Linked DNA regions of Homo sapiens: all the other regions are linked to region 3. Evidence: chromatin contacts called from ENCODE Hi-C or POLR2A ChIA-PET data. All regions are on one chromosome and are shown on one strand. Each heading gives the region's core, a stretch centred on a gene start or an enhancer-like site at or near the end of the contact. The rest is flanking DNA. Distances are from core to core; before and after follow the strand shown. Region 1 holds the start of PAXX (PAXX non-homologous end joining factor). Region 2 holds the start of TRAF2 (TNF receptor associated factor 2). Region 3 holds the start of DNLZ (DNL-type zinc finger).

Region 1 (3,234 bases), core at 528-3,027, 630 kb after region 3:
CACAAAGTTTCAGGAGGCTGTGGTCAAGCTGCCGGCCGATGATGTGGTCTCATGGGAAGGCTCAGCTGGGGCGTCAGCTTCCCGGTTCCCTTGCTGGCCATGGTCATCCCCTTAGGGCTGCCTCATGTCACACCCAGCAATTCAAGAGCAATTTTGTCCTATTCTAGTTGCCAGAAGCAAGTCATTAATAAAGTCCAGCCCAAGGGGAGGGGAGTGCAGAAAAGTCTAAACCCAGGAGGGTATAACAGGGAGCTAGCTGCCAGAATAAAGCAAGCCAAAGTGTACTTTCTACAGTGAGAAGTGTGAAAAATAGGGAAATGACAGGAGAGAGGGATGTGAGAGCTGGGCAGCATGCTGCAATGTCAGAACAACACCAGGGAAGGTCTCACTAAAGTGACTTTTGAGTAAAGACCTGAAGGAAGCATGTGAGTCTGGGGAAAGGATGTGCCAGGCAGAAACAGCAGCATGTGCAGAGGCCCAGGGGGCAGGAGCCAGGACTGGGAGTGAACTGGGAAGCAGGAGGAGGTGAGGCAGGCTTGCTGTGGGAGCACTCCGATATGGAAGCGTAGCTTACAGACCCACTGGCCCTCCCCACAGCACCATGCTGCCAACCTGGCCTTCTTGCCGAGCCTTGAACAGAACCATTATTTATGTGGCCAGGCCTCCGCCTGGGATCTCCCTGTCCCTGGTGGGAGCCATCCTCTTCCTCCTGCCCTCATAGCACCCGCTGCAGTTTCTCCTGGCGCTTGGCCCTGCCTGAGAGTGTGGTGTCTCTCCTATTGGATCCTAGAAGCTCCAGGGAGTCAGAGACCTTGTCTGTTGATCGATATCCAGGCCTAGGACAACAGGCACGTAGGAGGAGCTGGAGGAATACCATGCGCGGGACAGAGAGCGCAGAAGCCTTCTTCCCTGGAGATCGCTCTGTACTGTGACTTCTTTTTTTGTTTGTTTGAGACAGAGTCTCGCTCTGTTGCCCAGGCTGGAATGCAGTGGCGCGATCTCGGCTCACTGCAACCTCCACCTCCCTGGTTCAAGCAATTCCCCTGCCTCACAGGCGTGCGCCACCACACCTGGCTAATTTTTTTGTATTTTTAGTAGAGACGGGGTTTCACCATGTTGGCCAGACTGGTCTCGAACTCCTGACCTCAGGCAATCTGCCCGCCTCGGCCTCCCAAAGTGCTGGGATTACAGGCGTGAGTCACCTTGCCGGACCAACCGTAACTTCTTACGATTAGAGTTAGGAAGCTTCCGGTTTGTGTGTGAAGACGATGGAAGGGCGGGGCTCCAGGATGTATCCGCAGAGCCACGGAGGGAACCTGGACTCGGCTGGACTTGGAGCCGGGGCGGGGGCGGGAGGGGGCGAGGTTCGAGTGGGGCTGCTCGCGGGCGCGAGGGCCAGAGCCCGGGATCGCGCCGTGGAGCCCACGACCGGCGAGGCCAGCGCTGGGGGCAGGGCCTCTGGATCCCTGACCCAGGACGCCCTGCTCCGGCCCGCCCCGCGCACTAAACTCGGCCTCTAGTCGCCTGAAGCCCGCGCGGGTACCGGGTCCGCGCGGCCCGGCCTGTGCCTTTAGCCCCGCCCCGAATCCCCCCACCCTCATAACCCCGCCCCTAACCCCGCCTCCACACACAGACCCCGCCCCCAACCAGACTCCGCCCCGCGCAAGCTCCCTAAGCCCGCGACTGGCCTGCACCCGGCTCCGGAAGTCGTTCTTCCGCGCAGGAGCCCTGAGCCCGCACAGCCCCGCCCCTCCCGGCGCCCAAGCCCCGCCCCGCCGGGTTCCCGCTCGCCCGGCGCCATGGATCCGCTGTCGCCGCCGCTCTGCACGCTGCCGCCGGGCCCCGAGCCGCCCCGCTTCGTGTGCTACTGCGAAGGGGAGGAAAGCGGGGAGGGGGACCGCGGCGGCTTCAACCTCTAGTGAGTGGGGGTCCGCGGGGAGGTAGGGGTGCAGGGAGCTCCGCGGGCGGCCCCGCCTGACAGGCCTTCTCCCCCAGCGTGACCGACGCCGCGGAGCTTTGGAGCACCTGCTTCACGCCGGACAGCCTGGCGGCCCTCGTGGGTAACTGGGCGGGTCTGGGAGCCGCCACACCCCTCCTTGCAGTGCAGATCGTCTATGGGGCGACAGACATCTGGGATTCCCCAGAAGGCTCTGACACCCTCTGCCCGCCCTGTAGCTGTAGTCCTCCCATTGGCTAGGGCTCTGGGGTCGGGCAGGTTTCGGGTGCCCCCAGTGGGCCTCGGGTTCCAGGCAGCTCGTGACAAGCCCCTGTGCTCTCTAGAAAGCCCGTTTTGGCCTGAGTGCGGCTGAGGACATCACCCCCCGGTTCAGGTGAGACCCAAGCAGGGAGGAAGGACGGGTGGGGAGGAGGAGGGTCTGCCACAGCTCTCCGCACCTCTCCTCTCCCAGGGCAGCCTGTGAGCAGCAAGCTGTGGCTCTGACTCTGCAGGAGGACAGAGCATCCCTGACGCTTTCAGGGGGGCCCTCGGCACTGGCCTTTGACCTCTCCAAGGTACCAGGCCCAGAGGCAGCCCCCAGGCTGCGGGCGCTGACACTGGGCCTGGCAAAACGCGTGTGGAGCCTGGAGCGGCGACTGGCAGGTAGGATTGGGGGTGGGCACCTCATACCTTCACTGGGGTCCCCTGCTCTTGCCCCCACTCCTGGCACTGAGTGGGGTTCCCATGGGCTTTCCTCCCCAGCTGCAGAAGAGACAGCTGTCAGCCCGAGGAAGAGCCCCCGGCCTGCAGGGCCTCAGCTCTTCTTACCAGGTAAGGCATGTCCGCCTGTGACTCAAGTAGGGCTGTGCTCTTTAACCTGGAACTCAGTTTCCCCCCAAACAAGACTCACGCTCCAGAGAGAATGCCTATCTATTCGGAGAAGGTTGTGGTTGGGATGCTGCCAGGTTCAGGAGCTGCCCCTGTCCTGTTTTCCCCCAGACCCAGATCCCCAGAGAGGTGGCCCTGGACCTGGAGTCAGGAGGCGGTGTCCAGGAGAGTCGCTCATCAACCCCGGGTTCAAGAGGTACCCTCCCACAGCCCCCTTCCTGCGCCCAGGGTCCAATCCTGGACCCCACCCCTTTCTCCACACCATAGTGCCATAGTGACACCCCTCTTCCCTCCCAGTAAGAAACCAGCTGGTGGCGTGGACTTCGATGAGACCTGAAGGTGCAGCACAAGCGTGGCCCCGCGGGGAGTCCGCCTATGAGGGGAGAGGCAGTCTTTGAGGCCCCCATCAG
Region 2 (3,554 bases), core at 113-2,612, 520 kb after region 3:
TATGAAATGTGGCATTGGCGCCTGGGGACAGCGTGGCCTGTGTAAATTATGCAACTTCAAAGCCTGCCCTGTTTTGCAGTGTATTCCATCCTTGAGGAGTCCCGTGGTCTCAGGGTCTGAATGCTTGGAGGAGACTTACCTCCGTGAACGTTTCCTTCTCTGCAAAGCGGGGTGAAAGGTCTCCATTTCACCAAAGGCTGGATGGAGAGGGGGTGGTGTGTCCAGTGCTAGCCCGTGCACCGCCAGAGAGAACCTGCTGCAGCTCCCGTTCTCCTGGGCAGATGACAGTGCCGCCTCCCCCATGCAGCCCACAGGACTCCTAGGGCAGCCCCTGTTTTGGCCGCCAAGGCCACTGTTTTCATTTGAGTGTCTGGAGGCCATAGGTTGTGTTTTCACTTGAGGTCGGGAGTTCAAGACCAGCCTGGCCAACATGGTGAAACCTCGTCTCTATCAAAAATACAAACATTAGCCGGGCGTGATGGCGGGCGCCTGTAGTCCCAGCTACTCGGGAGGCTGAGGCAGGAGAATCGCTTGAACCCGGGAGGCGGAGGTTGCAGTGAGTCGAGATCGCGCCACTGAACTCCAGCCTGGGCGACAGAGTGAGCCTCCGTCTCAAAAAAAAAAATAAATAAAGTGCACAACCCAGTAGATTAGCACACCGGCCATGTCGGGCGGCCGTCACCACTGTCCGGTTGCAGAGCATTACCTCACCCCAAAAGGAGACCCCATAGCCTTAATACCTTACTTAAGTGTGCAGTATTCTTTTAGTCCTGTTTCTCATAAATGTTACCCAAATTGAGGCGCCGCTCTGCGCCCGGCACCGGGGGAGGCGGAGGGACCCGCAGGTGTCGGGTAGGTGCGGCCGCCCCGCCAGGGCCCCGCGTCCCGCGCGCGACGCGCGCCTCGTGGGAACCGGTGTCGCCCGGCTTGGGCTCCCGGCTCACCTCTCGGGTGTGCGGCAGGGGTCTCCGCCCCGGGGCCACGGGAGGGGAAGCAAGGGCCTCGCTGTCTCGCCGCACCTGGGGAAGGGACCCAATTAGCGCGGACCCCACAGCGCAGCACCTCACCAGCTCCCCGCACCAACGCCCCGGCGCGCTCTTTGAGGAAAAAGCAGAGGGCGACTTAGGTACCCACGCCGTCTCAGCGCCGACCAATCGGCGCACGCTGCGGCTCCTGCGGGCTCGCTGGTTGGCTCCGGCGTCAGTCCGTCAGGCGCGCTCGGAGCGGGGCGTATCTGGCCAATGGCTCTCGCTACAGCTTCCTGAGGGCTGGCTGGTTGGCTCCCATGTCCGTCCGTCAGGCGCACGCGGCGGAGCGGCGGCGGCGGCGGCGGCGTTGGGGGCGGTAGCTGGGCGGGCCCTTAGTTCCGGGCGCGCTGCGACCGTTGGGTGAGGCGAGCGCGGGGTCGGGTGCGGGGTCGGGCGCGGGCGCGGGGTCGGGTGCGGGGTCGGGCGCGGGGTCGGGCGCAGGCGCGGGCACCTCTCAGGGAGACTCCGGGCCGGAGCGGGAGCGGGGGCGGGAGAGGCCGCGGGGCGGGGGCGGGGCCAGCCCGAGGGGATTTCTCTGAGCCGCTGGGCCGGAAACCAAGTCCGAGCGTGGCTGGCGCGGGAAAGTTCGGGAACGCGCGCGGCCGTGCTCGGAGCAGCGCCAGGGCACGGTCCGGGGTTTTGCGCGGGGTCGCGGCTCCCAGTACCGCCTGAGGCCCGTGGGCGGCCCACCCGGCCCTGCCCCGTCCCGGGTCCGTCGCTCCCCCGCACCCTGTCGCCCCTCCACGCTCAGCTGTGGGCCCCTCGTGTCCCCGAAGCCCCGCACCCTCAGCCGGCTGCGTGCTCGGGAGGGTCAGGGGCGCCTCCGACCCCTGAGTTTGCCAGCGCCCCCCAGCCAGGGGTCGGGGAAGACCAGTGAGGCTGGGGGCGGAGCCGACTCTGCTGCCTTCCTGCCCAGTGGCTGGGGAGACCCAGGCTGAGCCTGGGTGAAAAGTCCCTCTGGCTGCTGGGAGGGTCGGGGGCAGCAAGGAGCCAGTGCGGGGATGGGCTGCGGTGGACCGGGCCGGGATCGGGGCCGGGGCCTGGTCCTGGCAGTAGCAGGGGATGTTTGTGGAAGGTAGAGCCGAGAAAAAGAGGAGTTGCAATGTCTGCAAGAATCTGGCGTGAGCAGCTGAAGGCTGGTGCTTCCTAGGCCAAGATGAAGGAGTCACAGCGCCCATGGCCTCTCGGGAGGCGGCCAGATGGGCAGCCTGGGGTCAGGGGAACGGTCAGGGCCAGAGCTGGGTATTTTGGAGTTGTCATTTTGAGGCCCCGAGGGCTGAGGGTCAGTGCAGAAGAGCACCAAGCCTCCACTCGGTGTAGGGCCGACAGGGGGTGGGGTGTCTGGCAGCCGGTGAAGACGGGGCTCGGAGGAGGAGGGAGTCTGGTCTGGGTCAAGTCAAGGGAAACTAGGACTGAGAACGGACCCTGCTCTGTGGCCACATGATTTTGAAGGGACGGAATTACTGCCCTGTAACTCAGTCTCTCTCCCTGTTAATAGCCCTAGTTTTTAATAAGAGGAACTGAATGTATTAATGGGTGGACACTTGTAAGGTTCAAGATCTCCTCTTCTACCACGCTTGCTTCTGATACTTTTGTATAAACAGTTGTTAAGAGTTTAGGTTGTTATCAAGCTTCTATTTGGTATTATTTTGAGCCTGAAAAAGATGGGGTTACATATAAAATTGTAATTTTATTTATTTATTTTTTGAGATAGTTTTGGTCTTGTTGCCCAGGCTGGAGTGCAGTGGCTCGATCTCGGCTCACTGCAGCCTCCGCCTCCTGGGTTCAAGCGATTTTTCTGCCTCAGCCTCCCGAGCAGCTGGGATTACAGGCGTGCACCACCACGCCCGGCTAATTTTTTGTATTTTTAGTAGAGATAGGGTTTCATCATGTTGGCCAGGCTGGTTTCAAACTCTTGACCTTAGGTGATCCACCCGCCTCGGCCTCCCAAAGTGCTAGGATTACAGGCATGAGCCACCGCGCCCGGCCATGAAATTACAGTTTTAAAGTTAACTTCTAGTATTTGGAGGGCCTCATATTCATGGCTGCATGCAGATCAGTGTTCCTGAATATTACTCAGATGAGCTTTTATAGAAGTGGGTTAGAATCAGGTGCCATTGACGCCTGTAGTCCCAGCTACTCCGGAGGCTGAGGCAGGAGAATGGCGTGAACCCGGGAGGCGGAGCTTGCAGTGAGCCGAGATCGCGCCACTGCACTCCAGCCTGGGTGACAGAGCGAGACTCCATCTCAAAAAGAATCGGGTGCCACCCAGTGAACTCTTACGTGGAGTCCAGTATTGTATGAAGCAGTTGTGTGCTGTTGGTGGAGACATGAATTGAGGTTTGAATCTCCAGCATTTGGGGCATCTTGGAGTCTGCTTGTGAGAAGGGCGAGGCCTGGGTTGAACCCAAGCGTTTGCGGCGACTAGGTGACCCCTGCAGCGGCCAGGTTGCACCCATATCTGATTTGATGTCATGGTTTGGGCAGTGTTTGACTTGTGTAACAATACAGCTTGTCCTTTTGAGA
Region 3 (3,420 bases), core at 147-2,646:
AGCCCTGTGTCTCTGCCGGTATGCGCCGCCTCAGGAACCCAGTCTCCTGCTCCTGCCCCCTATGTGCCAGAGGGAAGAATCTGCAGCCCCGGGTCTGATGGGAGGACAGTCCCAGCTCCAAGGGCCAGGTACCACCAAGCACCTGGCATGCTGGTCTCAGACCTGCTGTCGCTGTTACTGTCCTGCCCAGGACCTCCCGGCCAGGCAAGGCCCGGACCAGGCTCCCGGCACCACCTCCACTGCTCTCCCAGCAGCCAGGGCCCAGGCCACACCTCCTGGTCCACACCCCAAGCCTTGCTGTGGGCCAGCCACCCCAAGATGGCAGAGGGCAAAAAAGTTCCACGCTAGAGAGGGACAAGGCTGCCAGTGATGGCAGAGGGCAGGCAGAGGCAGGGAGGCAGGGCCACAGGGCTGGCAAAATTTAACAAATAAAAACGCACCCCCTACTTGGGGCATACTTAAACTCAAAAGCTATCTGGGCTTTATAGGAAATTCTCATTTAACTGTGTGTCTTGTATTGATAAGGTGGCTGGATTTCCCAGGTGAGATCTATAAACCTCAACACTAGGGCAAGGTTCCCCCAGGGAGGCCAGGGTACTTCTGGGTGGCCTTCTGGCCCAGCCCTGGGGTACAGGCCTCACCTCTTCCCATTCAGGTCCGAGAACCAGCCCAGGTTGTCAGCGATGATATGGTGGTTCTGGCAGCCGGGGCAGGTCACAATGACCACGCCTTGGTGATAGGCCAGCTTGGAGATGCGCTTGGAGGACCTAGTCCCGCAGACCTGGCTGGGACAGGGTAGCTGGTGAGGCTGTGAGGGCCGCCACGCCCCTCCCGGGAAGACCCGCCCCTCTAGGGGTAGCTCCAGCCACCTCACCCTCTCCAGAGAAGGCCCCGCCCCCGAGGGATAGCTCCACCCACCCCCAACCTCGCCCTCTCCCGGGAAGGCCCCGCCCCAGGGACGGCTCCACCCCTCCTCATGGTCCGCCTCCGCTCCCTCCCAGAAGCCCCAAGGGGTGGCTCCACTCCTTCCTGTGACTTGACCACGCCGCCTCCCGGATCCCCGGCGGGCCGCTTCTCCCCGCAGGCCGTGTAGCGTCAGATACGGGTCTGTCCCCGGTTCCGTCCCGCCGCGCGCCTACCTTGCAGGTGTAGACGAGCTGGTAGTGCGCCGCCTCCACGCGCCCCAGAGCCGCCGCGGGCCCCGGCCCCTGCTCGGAGCTTGAGCGCCGCCAGCCCCAGGCCCAGGCCCGCCGCCTCCCCGCGACCTCTGGACGGGCCCCGCGGCCCCACAGCCGCCTCAGGCAGGGCGCCCGGGGCTGCACGCGACTCAGCAACCTCGGCGCGCCGCGCAGCGCAGTCCGCAGCATCCCGCTCGCCGGCTCCGTCCGCCCTGCCCCGGCCCCGCCCCGCCGCCATCTTGGAAGTGGGCGCCGGGCGGAAGCGGCGTTCTTGGGCTTCCGTCTTCCGGGTCGGGGGCGCGCTGCGCTATGCCGCCCCCTGGCGGCCTGAGGGGGCCCTGCGTCCACGTGCAGCTCGCACCCCGAGGACACCGCGGGCCGCAGCGAGGAGGGACGGCCGCGGGGCTGCGCGCGAGTGTCCGAGCGGGAATGCGGGTCACCCGTGCTGTTTATTTACGCAGCTGTGTTTTCTAACACTAATACAATGCATGCATGTATTGTGTGTTACATGGTGAAACAGAACAGATCCTGAAGTTACACAGATGGCGTGTGCATGGGGGTGGTGAGCACCCGCATGGCCTCCGCAAAATGAGTGCCGCTTAACAAACGGCCCCAATGCCCGGCAGTCCGGCTGGGCCTTTCAGGGCACCAGATTCCTCGTTCCAGGCCAAGTCAGCGACGGCTCGGGGAAGTCTGCGCCCCAGGGCGTCGGCACCCCCGGGTGGCAGGAGGCCGGGCCGGTGGGTGTGCCCTGGTCGGGGCCTGCGCTGCTGCGGCTAGGAGCCCTCAGTGTCGGTGTTGTCGCTGCCCGTGGTGTTCTCCCGGTCCTCCTCCCCCTGCCGCCATCCTTTCTGCATCTTCCTGAGGGCGCGCTTCCTGTGAAGACAGGTGTCTCAGGCGCGACCCGGCTGCCGCTCCCCAGCCCGTTTTGGAGAAGCCTGGGGGCCGCCCGCCTACCTGCGGTAGTTCTCAAAACTCTCTTTGAGGCGCCGCCGCTCCTTCTCGGGCGGCTCCCCGCTGCTCAGGCCTGCGTCCTGGAGAAGGGGGAAGGCTCGGGCTCCGGCCGGCTCCCCTGAGGGAACCCGTCCTTCTCACCCGCCCCCCACTGGCCCCTGTAACTGCAGACTGGTTGGGAGGCGAGGAGCCCAGACAGCCTCAGCTCAGCGCCAAGCTCTCCCTGTGGGACCTGCCTGTACCCCTGGAGGTGAGCCGGTGTGGGTAGCCTGCATTTCAGATGCCAAGACACACCCAGGAGGCCAAGCCACGGCTCCAGCCTGGGGTCCGGGCCATTGTTTCTACAACAAAGCCCGAGGTGGTGCTTGCTCTCAGGACTCCTGTGTTCACCTCCTCATCCACTGTAAAGGCCCTCGGAAAACCAGGACCAGGCACATCCACGTCCAAAAAGCCCCCCAAGCTGCTGCAGTGCCCAAGAAAGGGGGATCCACTTCGCAGCCCAGACACCGCACCCCGAGCACTGTGGGCAGAGACCTTGTGGTCACTCCTCAGCTGTCGTCGGGGCCACCGCAGGGGGTGCCCAGGGCAGGGAGCCACTCTCCCTGTGATCGGTCACCCTGAGGCCCACGGCTGGGAGGACCCCACCCCGGGGAAGCCTTACATGGGGGTTCCGCAAAACCTGCTCCTGGTGCAGAGCTGCAAAGGGCTGTTTCGGGCTCCCCCCGCCGGCAAGGCAGCCTGGAAAGGAGAGTCGTGCCTGTGGGACCTGCCCATCTGCTGGGCCACGTATAGCACGGCTGCCCCACCCCTCCCCGGCATTGCAGTGGGGCTGTCTTCCAAGGCCTGGTGGGATCCCCACATGGGTCCAGTGTAGACTCTGCTTTCTGTAGATGAGACTGAGGCCTTATGGCCTCGCTTGCCTGTTCATTGCTCCAGGAGGCCGCCAGATGCCAGCCCAGGCCCAACGCTCCCGCCAGTGACCATCCCTCCCCCGAGCTGGCTGCCTGCCAGGGAGGAACGCCTCCCAGACCTCGGGGGAACTTAAACCCTGGGCCTGAGCAGCACCGTCCCCCATCACTCCAAAGCATCTGTGGGCATGGCGGCCCTGGGGAGAGAGTTGGGGACAGCTACAGTGGCTGTCTGGGTCCTCCTGAAGTGGGGGCAGGGGTACTGCAGCAATTGGGAGAGAACCTTCAGGCGGCTGGACCCCCTCAGAAACCGCCAGGACCTGGGCAGACCAGGGATCAGGACCCTTGGGCAGAAACCACGCACGTCCAGTCTCAGCCCC

What was found. A loop is a pair of places that touch in the nucleus more often than their neighbours do. ChIA-PET counts read pairs that join two places held with the same protein, here RNA polymerase II (POLR2A). Pooled maps may share reads with other maps.
Region 1: a loop to region 3 is called in a map with no recorded cell type, with 13 times the contacts of the local background. The contact joins the promoter of PAXX here to the promoter of DNLZ in region 3. A Hi-C loop is called at or near these places in 1 of 37 single-sample maps with no recorded cell type and 7 of 50 pooled maps. POLR2A ChIA-PET finds 5 or more read pairs at or near these places in 1 of 52 experiments (A549).
Region 2: a map of CD4-positive, alpha-beta T cell shows a loop between it and region 3 (5-fold over the local background). The contact joins the promoter of TRAF2 here to the promoter of DNLZ in region 3. A Hi-C loop is called at or near these places in 1 of 168 maps with a recorded cell type or tissue (CD4-positive, alpha-beta T cell), 1 of 37 single-sample maps with no recorded cell type and 7 of 50 pooled maps. POLR2A ChIA-PET finds 5 or more read pairs at or near these places in 1 of 52 experiments (B cell).

Annotation. Positions count from the first base shown.
Region 1 is chr9:136,990,645-136,993,878 of GRCh38, forward strand. PAXX (PAXX non-homologous end joining factor) reads left to right here and starts at 1,778. Exons shown (of 7, transcript NM_183241.3): 1 at 1,778-1,918; 2 at 1,996-2,056; 3 at 2,281-2,330; 4 at 2,409-2,599; 5 at 2,699-2,767; 6 at 2,936-3,020; 7 at 3,122-3,234. The coding sequence starts at 1,800. The coding sequence ends at 3,161. RefSeq lists silencers at 1,334-1,623, 1,634-2,013 and an enhancer at 1,971-2,513.
Region 2 is chr9:136,885,154-136,888,707 of GRCh38, forward strand. TRAF2 (TNF receptor associated factor 2) reads left to right here and starts at 1,363. Exons shown (of 11, transcript NM_021138.4): 1 at 1,363-1,388. MIR4479 (microRNA 4479) reads left to right here and starts at 1,580; the gene lies at 1,580-1,650. LOC105376326 (a long non-coding RNA gene) reads right to left here and starts at 1,101. Exons shown (of 3, transcript XR_930448.2): 1 at 945-1,101; 2 at 140-197. RefSeq lists silencers at 788-917, 1,138-1,947 and enhancers at 1,324-2,059, 2,060-2,795.
Region 3 is chr9:136,362,348-136,365,767 of GRCh38, forward strand. DNLZ (DNL-type zinc finger) reads right to left here and starts at 1,397. Exons shown (of 3, transcript NM_001080849.3): 1 at 1,140-1,397; 2 at 642-781. The coding sequence starts at 1,367. It overlaps CARD9 (caspase recruitment domain family member 9), which reads right to left. Exons shown (of 13, transcript NM_052813.5): 11 at 2,794-2,870; 12 at 2,136-2,212; 13 at 1,609-2,054. The coding sequence ends at 1,955. LOC124902309 (a long non-coding RNA gene) reads left to right here and starts at 1,022. Exons shown (of 2, transcript XR_007061863.1): 1 at 1,022-1,105. RefSeq lists silencers at 753-1,032, 1,133-1,632, 1,663-1,762 and enhancers at 1,974-2,864, 2,865-3,420.